Linked DNA regions of Homo sapiens: regions 1 and 2 are each linked to region 3. Evidence: chromatin contacts called from ENCODE Hi-C or POLR2A ChIA-PET data. All regions are on one chromosome and are shown on one strand. The core of a region is the stretch at or near the end of the contact, and the rest is flanking DNA. Distances in the headings are between cores, read along the strand shown.

What was found. Hi-C counts contacts between places; a loop is a spot of excess contacts on that map. ChIA-PET counts read pairs that join two places held with the same protein, here RNA polymerase II (POLR2A). Pooled maps may share reads with other maps.
Region 1: a loop to region 3 is called in a map of endothelial cell of umbilical vein, with 2.6 times the contacts of the local background. The contact joins two enhancer-like sites. A Hi-C loop is called at or near these places in 25 of 168 maps with a recorded cell type or tissue (CD4-positive, alpha-beta T cell, CD8-positive, alpha-beta T cell, Calu3 and 19 more), 2 of 37 single-sample maps with no recorded cell type and 23 of 50 pooled maps. POLR2A ChIA-PET finds 5 or more read pairs at or near these places in 5 of 52 experiments (AG04450, GM12878, MCF 10A and 2 more).
Region 2: a map of PC-3 shows a loop between it and region 3 (2.5-fold over the local background). The contact joins two enhancer-like sites. A Hi-C loop is called at or near these places in 2 of 168 maps with a recorded cell type or tissue (B cell and PC-3), 2 of 37 single-sample maps with no recorded cell type and 2 of 50 pooled maps. POLR2A ChIA-PET finds 5 or more read pairs at or near these places in 1 of 52 experiments (activated T-cell).

Annotation. Positions count from the first base shown.
Region 1 is chr6:111,461,164-111,464,602 of GRCh38, forward strand. The region is part of intron 1 of REV3L (REV3 like, DNA directed polymerase zeta catalytic subunit); the gene reads right to left. Among named protein-coding and RNA genes, the nearest start is that of REV3L, 20 kb to the right of the region's middle. Within about 2 kb of position 1,853, at least 3 of the 41 ENCODE cell types and tissues checked have a DNase peak (open chromatin) inside an H3K27ac peak, as active enhancers do; they include Panc1 and endothelial cell of umbilical vein, where a contact is called at or near this core.
Region 2 is chr6:111,380,959-111,384,364 of GRCh38, forward strand. It overlaps REV3L (REV3 like, DNA directed polymerase zeta catalytic subunit), which reads right to left. Exons shown (of 32, transcript NM_001372078.1): 10 at 367-486. Among named protein-coding and RNA genes, the nearest start is that of REV3L, 100 kb to the right of the region's middle. Within about 2 kb of position 1,758, at least 3 of the 41 ENCODE cell types and tissues checked have a DNase peak (open chromatin) inside an H3K27ac peak, as active enhancers do.
Region 3 is chr6:111,425,942-111,429,174 of GRCh38, forward strand. All of the region lies in intron 1 of REV3L (REV3 like, DNA directed polymerase zeta catalytic subunit), which reads right to left. Among named protein-coding and RNA genes, the nearest start is that of REV3L, 56 kb to the right of the region's middle. RefSeq lists a silencer at 1,452-1,652. Within about 2 kb of position 1,535, at least 7 of the 41 ENCODE cell types and tissues checked have a DNase peak (open chromatin) inside an H3K27ac peak, as active enhancers do; they include Panc1 and endothelial cell of umbilical vein, where a contact is called at or near this core.

The sequences.
Region 1 (3,439 bases), core at 603-3,102, 36 kb after region 3:
GTTATCATAGGAGATGGCAGTTCCATGTGTGTAATTGTCCCTGAAGACCTTCCAGACAAGATGTGGAAGTGGAAGACAGTGATATTTATAGCTTGACTCTCTGTGGGCCTAGGGCTAATGTATTTGCGTCTTAGTTTTTAACAAAAGTTTTAAAAGTAAAAATTAAAAATTTTTAAATAGAAAAAAGCTTACAGAATGAGGACATACTTTTGTACAGCTGTACAATGTATTTGTTTTAAGCTAAGTTATTGTAAGAGAGTAAAAAAGTTTAAAAAACTAAGAAGTTAATAAAGTAAAAGTTACAGTAAGGTAAGGCTAATTATTGAAGACTTTTTAAAAATAAATTTATTATAACCTACATGAACAGTTCTATAAAATCTATAGCAATATACTGTAAAGTCTTAGAGTAGTAATATATTGCATGTTGATTGCATATATATAAAAGTAAAGTGTATGACAACAAAAACATAAAAGATGAAGAGGAGAAATGGGAGTATAGAACTATAAGGTCCTAATACTACATATAAAGCTATGTATTATTATATCAAGAAAACTGTGATTAATTACAAATATACGGCAAACCCTAGGGCAACCACTAAACAAATTTCAGAAAGAGGTATAAATAAATAAGCAAACCGCGGAGAGAAATGGAATTTTTAAAAAGTCCAAGTAATCCAAAAGAAAAAAAGAACAGATAGACTAACATAAACCAGATACCATAGTGGTAGATTTTAATCCAACCATATTACCAATGTTGATAAATATAAACAATCTAAACACACTAAATAAAAGAGACATGTCAAAATGAAAGACAGAGATTATCAGACTGGATAAACAAGTAAGCCCATCTATATGCTGACTATAAGAAACCCATATTAAGTGTAAAGATACAGATAGGTTGAAAGTGAAAGTAAAACAAAAAACAAAAACAGAAAAAATATGTTGGGAGACAATTCTCCATGGGTCTCTGTTGAGGTAGCTGCCTTTGAACCTACTTCTCAGTATCTGGTCTGCAACCATCTCCCCAGTTACTCTTTATTAATAAGTGATACAATGGAGAGATGGAAATCTCATGTCTATTGCTAATATGTATGAAATTCATGGCAAACTTCAGTTTTTGACATGATATACCATGTAAATACTAATCAAAAGGAAGCTGAAGTGGTTATATTAATACAAGGCAAAGAAGATTTCAGAACAAGGAATATTACCAGAGATAAAGAGGCTGTCCGCCAGAAAGGCACACCGATCTTAAATATGTATGGATCTAACAAACTTTCAAAATACATGAAAAAAAAACTGATAGAACTGGAAAGAGAAATAGACAAATCTATTAAGTTGGAGACTTCAACACATCTCTCAGTATTTTATAGAACGAGTAGGCTATAAACATATGGAAAAACTCAATCTCTCACTAGTGATGAAAAATGTACAAACCCACAATGAGATGTTTTAAATTAATTCCTAATTTAAAACTTAAGTCTGACAATCCTAAATATTGGTGAAGATGTGGAACATCAGAAACTCACACTTCTGGTGGGAGTATAGATTGGTATGATCACTTTGGAAAACAATTTGGCATTACTTAGTAGAGATGTGCTCATATTTATAATTTAAAATTCTTATGACGAATAAATAGTAAATATAGATTCACTCAGCAAATATTAAAAACAAAATAAAGCCACAGAATGTAAGTACAACACCCCGTTAGGCCTAACTAGACACCGAGACTCACATAACCCAAACAGGCTGGTTATACTTAACATGTCAGGCAGGAGTCCTCATTGCAATTCGGGGGCTAGTATCTTTGGCCCTCTCAGGTGGCAGATCAAGTGTAAGAGAATGAGAGCATAAGGTCCTTGCAGTAGCTACTCTAGCTTACAGGTACCAAATAGCAACCAATATCTCCAGTCTCATAGGCATAGCTTCCTGAGCTTCAGCAACAGATTTGCTTAGTTGCAAGAGTTATCACACTCAGGGAAGTCCAAAGCTGTTAACGGTATAAGTACCAGTATTTACAATTCATTCACAGTCCTCCTCTGGTCCTTATGCAATTCAGTAATCATGAGTCATTATTACCATAAGCAATGGTGCTCGGTTATACAACTGATATTCTACCTTATCAAGCTTCCAAGTGAACAAAGCTAGGAAGTTAAGCCAAGGCCAAAACTGTCCGAAGAGAAGAAAGGTTAATGTTACAACAAATAAAGAGATTCAATTTAGAATGGCACTAAGCTAAACAACTATTAATATATTTCACTGAATCCAAGATGCTAGTGATTATGACATAATTAATTTTTGTACTAAGAAAAGTGCTGTTAAGTAAATATGGTGCACTACTGATTGTAAGACATATCCTAATTACTGAGATGCACAAGGAGGGAAAATATACTTCTTAGAATTGATGAAATACAGAATAATCCTTCTCTAAATTTTTCACTAAAATATTTAAGACATACAGTAAATTTTCACTTAACTTTGTTGATAGGTTCTTGGAAACCTAAACTTTAAGAAAAACTTTGTAGCAGATCTCCAAATGACATTTTGTTCAACTTCATTTTATTATAACAATGAGAAAAAAACGGTTTCATTATATGTGATTTCACTTAAAGTCACAATTTCCAAGAACCTGTCATGGACATTAAGCAAGGACTTACTGTGTAACTCTTTTCTCTACCTTGGGGACACGGTCTGCTCCAACAGAAACCAGTCCCCTACTAAAAATTTTCTAAGACATGTAATACCTCTGTTCATCTACTCTAAAAACAACCAATATCAACATAATTGACGCAGCATAGCTGTCTTCATCCTGGCATGTTAAAAAGCATCCAAAATCTAAATAAATGAATTAGCTCCCATCACTGATTAAATCACTAAAAGTCCTAAGGGCCTTTACAACCTGGAGGCTTGCATGCAATGTTCTGGTAAAATAAATAAATAAATAACAAAAATTTAAAAAAAAAAACTGTTTCAGGTTATCCATAAATATGTTAGTTCCCATATACCAGCGAACTGTGCAAGGAGAAAAGTGGAAAAAACCTTAAACCTCAATCCAGTAGAGGTACACTAAGTGAATGTTTTCATCTAAGTGGGTTGTATACGATCATTAGTTCTTTATGCTAGGGAAGGCAAATCTATCTTTTTATAAGCAGAAAATAAATATGATTAAAGTGAACTTGCCATACCCTACCTACTGGCAAACACTAGGCTTGGAAAAATAGCCCTTGTTCATAGATAGGTATGTATGGAATGGGACCTAAACAAACATTCAGCAGCATAGATAAAACATCTTCTTAAAAATGCCAAAGAAAAGAATCTGTGATAATTTATATTTAGAAACAGAAAAAATGTAAAAAGTATATGCTGTGTGTTCTCAACAACATACATATAGGAAGAAATAAAAAGACAGACTTATATGCAGTCTAAGATATAAATGGAA
Region 2 (3,406 bases), core at 508-3,007, 45 kb before region 3:
CGTGTTTCCTCCGGTGAAATTTGTGATACTCACCAAGAAAGAACCACTTATGGTGTTTTAGTAATGTACTGAACTTTGCAAAATATTAATTCAAAATAAATGCATTTTCCTTCTTAAGTAATACGGTTTTCCGTGAATCAAAGTACAGTTAAAAAAACTATTTTCTTTCACAAATTTTTTTAAGCTGTATAGAAAAAAAGCAAAGCTACTTGATTTAATGCAAGGTTTCATTTTCATATTCAGTAGAGTGTTTACTGAACATGCAACATTTACCTCTTCAAGTCAATAAAAAAAAAAATGCCTCTTCACAACACACATTTTCTCTGAATTACAATACTGAATATTTATGGTAGCACTGTTACTTACTGAAAACAGGTGACTCACTCAGTCTTTGGGTCAAAGGCTGAAAAGTCTGACTATTTTCCATAAGGTTCAAAATTGCTTCTTCATTAATAAGAGCTTCTTCCACTTTGTGTCTAGTGTGACCTTAATTTGACAAAGAATAAAAAAAATTGAAGCAATGGCCTAAATCCAAAATTTATCATTTAGAATTTGTGTAAATTTGGAAGCATTACCATATAAACCTATTTTAAATTTCAAAATGTTAATGATGCATGCCAAATAAAAACATAATAAAAAGCCACAGAAATATTTAACCAGTCACATGGATTTATCAAAACAAACACTGAATCTATAAATCACCAAATATTTATAACCTCTTTAATCCTACTTAATGTGTGTAGTTATATTACTCTGATAAAAATCACTGCATATTCAAATATATAAAGTGAAAAGGAAAGATAAACTATCTTATTTGAATACTAAAATTCTTTATTCTCTATGGTTCAAAAACAACAAATTTAGAATAAATGTTTTTGAACTCTCCTAGAAAAAAAAAATTGACAGTGCTCATTATTTGACACATGTGTATTGGACTCTCTTTTGAATGCATAAAAAATAAAGAGCTTAGTGTAATCCCTAATGGGGCGTGTGTTGGTTTTTCATGCCTGTTTGTGAACTGTAGTTGTGGTTTCCCATTTCATTGCCATAACTGGGCAGAAATAGTTTTTAAGTGCTATAAAAATACAAAGAAATGGTTAAGCAATTAAAAAATTCATTTTACATTAATATTTTTCAGAAAGCTTTCATTATATATCACATTCATTACATTTTCATGATATCAAAAAATATTAGTCCATGTGGCCATATGGAATCCTCCAACAATTGCCGTCCCCTGAAGGAACACCAAACTGAACTACCCACACAAGAAAGCGCCTTCATTAGAATAAAAAATCAGGAGAGCAATCACAGTACTTGGTTTTAACAACGTATCAAGGAAAGAGGCAGCGAAGAGGGTAGAAAAGACAGTCGTGAATTGCTGACAGCACCTCCCATCTCTCAGGCAGTGGTCTTGAGGCACGGAGAGAGAAATCTGTGCTTAGGAGAGACAGAACAGAGTGAATATGGGACTTTGCTTTGCATTGGAACTCAGTGCTACCCTGTCACAGTGGAAAGCAACGTCCCTGTCACAGTGGAGAGCGACACGGTATAGAATTTAGCCAGCACCCATGAGGAGAGGATTTGACCAGCCCCAGCCAGAGGGAAACTGCCCATCCCAGCAGTCCAGAACCTGAGTTGCAGCCAGCCTTACTACTATGGGCTAAAGTGCTTTGGGATCCTAAATAAACTTGAAAGCCAGTCTTATCCACAAGGACTGCAATTCTTGGGCAAGTCCCAGTGCTGTGCTGGGCTCAGAGCCAGTAGACTTGGGGTACACGCGCCTGGTGAGAGAGTAGCTGGGGCAGCTAAAGAATTATTTGTGTCACCCCCCCTCCCCCAACCTTCACAGTCCCAGGCAGCACAACTCGCAGCTCCAGAAGACTCTTTCATTCCACAAGAGGACAGGAGAGGAAGGAGTGAAGAGAACTTTATCTTGCAACTTGGATACCAGCTCAGCCACAGTAGAGGAGGTAGAGTCGTGACACACATATTCCAGGCCCTAACTCCTGGATGACATCTCTAAACACACCCTGGGCCAGAAGGGAACCTGCTGCCTTGAAGAGAAGGACTCAGACCTGGCAGGGTTCATCACTTGCTCACTAAAGAGCCCTTTGGCCTTGAGTAAACACAAGTGACACTCAGGCAGTACTTGCTGCAGGCCTCGGGTGAGACCCAGGGACATGCTGACTTCAGGTGTGACCCAGTGCATTCACAGCACTGGGAAAAATTGAAAGCCCGTTCTCTAAGATCTGGAACAAGACAAGGATGCCTAGTTTCACCACTGTTATTCAACACAGTACTAGAAGTCCTAGTTAGAGTAATCAGACAAAAGAAAGGAATAAATAAAGTGCATCCAAATTGGAAAGGAAGAAGTCGAATTATCCTTATCTGCCGATGGTATGATCTTATATTAGGAAAAACCTATAGACTCCACCAAAAAACAAATTCAGCGAAGTTGCAGGATACAAAATCAACATATGAAAATCAGTAGCATTTCTATATGCCAACAGTGAACAATCTGAATAAGAAACCAAGAAAGTAATCCCATTTACAATAGCTACAAATAAGATACTTAGGAATAAACTTAACCAAGTAAGTGAAACATCCCTACAATGAAAACTATAAAACACTGATGCAAGAAATTGAAGAGTACACCAAAAAATGGAAAAGATATTCCACGTTCATGGATTGGAAGAATCAATACTGATAAAATGTCCATGCCTACCCAGAGCAATCTACAGATTCAATGCAATCCCTATCAAAATACCAATGATATTCTTCACAGAAACAGAAAAAAAAAATCCTAAAATTTATAAGGAACCACAAAAGATCCCGAATAACCAAAGCTACTCTGAGCAAAAAGAACAAAACTGGAGGTCACATTACCTGACTTCAAATTATACTACAGAGCTATAGTAATCAAAACGGCATGATACTGGCATAAAAACAGGCACACAGACCAATGGAATAGAGAACCCTGAAATAAATTCATGACTGCAGTGAACTCGTTTTTGATGAAGGTGCCAAGAACATACCTTGGGGGAAAGAACAATTTCTTCGATAAATGGTGCTGAGACATTGGATATCTACATGCAGAAGAATGAAACTAGACCCTGATCTCTCCACCATATTCAGAAATTAAATCAAAATGAATTAAAGACTTAAATCTAAGACTCAAACTATGAAAATACTAAAAGAAAACATTGGGGAAACTCTCTAGAATATTGGTCTGAGCAAAGATTTTTTGGGAAATATCCCCAAAGCACAGGCAATCAAAGCAAAAGCAGACAAATGGGATCATATCAAGTTATTATACAAAGCTTCTGCACAGCAAAGGAAACAATCAACAAAGTGAAGAGACAACCCACAGAATGGGAGGAAATATCTGCAAACTATCCATCTGACA
Region 3 (3,233 bases), core at 285-2,784:
AAGAAGAAATATATATTTGGTCTTTGTCCCTCTTCCTGGTACACAGCTCCTAAAACGTTTGGATTCTTTTAAGTGTTAAGTGTTTACATGTGTACCAATGAGATGACTGGTAGCTGGGGGCTCCTGGATAGCCTCAGGTAGGGCAGAAGTGCAGGGAGCCTAGGGACTCCATTTGTGGCTGGTGTCTGAAGTGAGCAGTACTATCGGACAGAACCCTTACCCTGTAGGGTATACATTAGTAGTAGTTAGTGTCAGAATTGAATTCAATTGTAGAACACCCACAGTTGATGTCAGAAAACCGAGAATTTGTTACTGTAAAACTGATGCACAGGATGTCTTTTTCAAATTGGGTGGCCTCTAAGAAGGCTTTCAACTGAGTCTAGCTGAAAATTTGATGGATTTAAATCTTACTTTCTCCTTATAAACTATTTTCTTTCTCCTTATAAACAATGAAGATATGTATAATGTCCTCACATCTCCCCTTTATGGAACGGAACTAGAAGGGAATCAATTAACCCATTTATGCCAGAGGTTGCAATTTTTTGTGTGTGAAAAATCAGACTTTGGTGATGACCCTGAGCAGTAGGATATAAATAACTCCCACAAGCTTAGCAGCCCAATAATGGAACACTAGGCATAAATGGGTTAAGGGCCAACTTCCAAACTGAACAACAGTAGTTTGATGATTAATATGATTCTTTTATGATTAATATGTCAGAAATCTGATGAAATGTTGTATCCAAAGTTCATAAGCAATTTAATCTGCAATTATTGTTATAGAAAGTAAATCAACAATTCCCTTGATTTTCAATAACTATGAAACTATATGGGTACTGCTCAAAGGCACACGCCATGGTACAACTATTTCTAAAAAGCTCAGTCTTAAAAAACAAAGCTTCTAACAGTAGTTTCAAGCACAAATCTCCAAGAAAATGTGCACCTTTCAGACTAAACGTCATAAAAATAATTAGTGTTATTAACCTTAGTGAAAAATAAAATTCTGGCTTGTAAAACAAACACTTTTTAGTTTCAGATAATTTAGCCAGAATGGTCACACACATTAATTTTTGTGGTATTTTAATTGAAAGGTAAATAAACCAAAGTCTCAAAAAAAAATTCTGATTATGACATGAAAATTCATCTCAATTTAAAGCAATATCAAAAGTTAATCAAAACAAACTTACTGTCTGGTCAAATTTGTACATAAATACCTAAATGCTCCTTCAAATGCAAATAAATAAAATATTATTGGTAATTAACATTATATGCAAGTCTAGTAAATTATTCAACCATATTTTATGGTAGCTGAATACTAAAGGACCTTAAGCTTTTACCTGTCTAAAAGAAAGTTGAAAAGACAATGCACAGAATGAAAAAAAAGTTGTGAATCATATATTTCATAAGGGACTTGTATCTAGAACAAACAACTCTTTCAACTCAATAATAAAAAGACAATAAAATTTTAAAATGGACAGAGACTTCTGGTTGTAAAACGGTGGTACAGAAGTAACCTGGCTTCACTCACTGCCACAGGAAACCAAAACCACAAATACAGTGCTGACACGATCATGAGCAATATCCCGAACTCAAATATGAGGAGACAGTTCCCAAGGCCACAAAGAAGTGAAAAAACTCTGAGCAAAAGAAAGCAAATTAGACTTTCATAATCACAGTGCCCCTCCCCTCAATCTGTCCAGCACCAAGCATGCAGAAAACTTTCCCAACTCAGAGTTGCTACACTGGAAAAAGTATAACTGAGGTGGACAACTGGCTTCTCCACCATCTTGGGTTTGTTGGCAAGAGACCTATCCCTGTCCTAATAACTGGGAGCAGTGGAAATACCTAAGGGAGAAATAATCCCTGAAAACCACCAGAAATAAAGAGAAGAGGTCGGAGGTGGGACTACCATCCCTAGTCCTGGAAACTCTGCTATGTAACTCAGCCAAAAGAGATGCCAAGTTGGAGTGGCTGTTCAGCAGCACCACACTGTTAAGAGGTTCATTTCACAGGTTCATTGGACATGAACCTCTACCCAGAGGTTAGGTGCTGAAAAGGAGGCAGCAACCTAGCAGATTTAAGAAAAAAAAAAAAAGAAAGAAAATTAACAGGTAAACTTCAAAGAATCTCTAAGCAAGCATATTCGATAAAAACCAAAACAAGCCAGATAGAGAAGACTAGAATAAATAACTAATCCTTGAATGCAAAGACACAGATGTATATCCACAACAAACAACAGAAAACAGGGAACCATGACCTCAAACAGACAAAGCAAGGAACCAGTGACTGACCCTAAGAAGACAGTGACATGAGCTTTCTGATCAAGAATTCAAAATACCAGGTATAAGGAAATTCAGTAACTTTTACAAGGCAAAGCAGAAAAGTAATTAAGAAATTTATTAGAGAAATTTAGCAAGGAGATCAAAATAATACAAAAAAAACCAAACAGAAATCGAAATTGAGAAATACATTTGGTGAACAGAAAAATTCATTAGATACTCTCAATAGCACAATGGAAACTAAATAACCTACAAGACAACACAGAAAAGTAATACAGAAATTTATTAGAGAAATTTAACAAGAAGAGTGAAATAATACAAAGAAAACAAACAGAAATCAAAACTGAGAAATACATTTGGTGAACTGAAAAATTCATTAAAGTCTCTCAATAGCAGGATATATGAAACAAAAAAAAGTCAGTGAGCTCAAAGACAGGCTATTTGAAAATACATGAGGAGAAAAAAGAAAAAAACCAATGGAAAGGAATGAAGGCTGCCTTTAAGATACAGAAAATTACCTCTAAAGACAAAATCTAAGAAATTTATTGGTATTTAAGAGTGAGGGCTCTTGTTAAGCAAGGGAAAGGGGCAAAAAGCTTATTTCAAGAAATAACAGAAAAAAATCCCAAAAACTTGAGAAAAAGATAAATATCCAGGTACAGGAATAAAGGTAAGACAACACCAAATAGATTTGATGCAAATAAGACTACTCCCAAGTTATATAATAATGAAACACTCAAAGGTCAAGGACAAAGAAAGCAGCAAGAGAAAAGAAGTAAATGATGTATACAAGTGCTCCAACTTGTCTGGCAACAGACATCTTAAGAGAAACTATAAAGGCCAGGAAAGAGTGGAATGCCATCTTCAACGTGCTTTAAAAAAATGCCATCTAAGAATAAAGTATTGAGCAATGCTATCCTTCAAATATAAAAAAGAGGGTTTTTGGTTTGTCTTTTT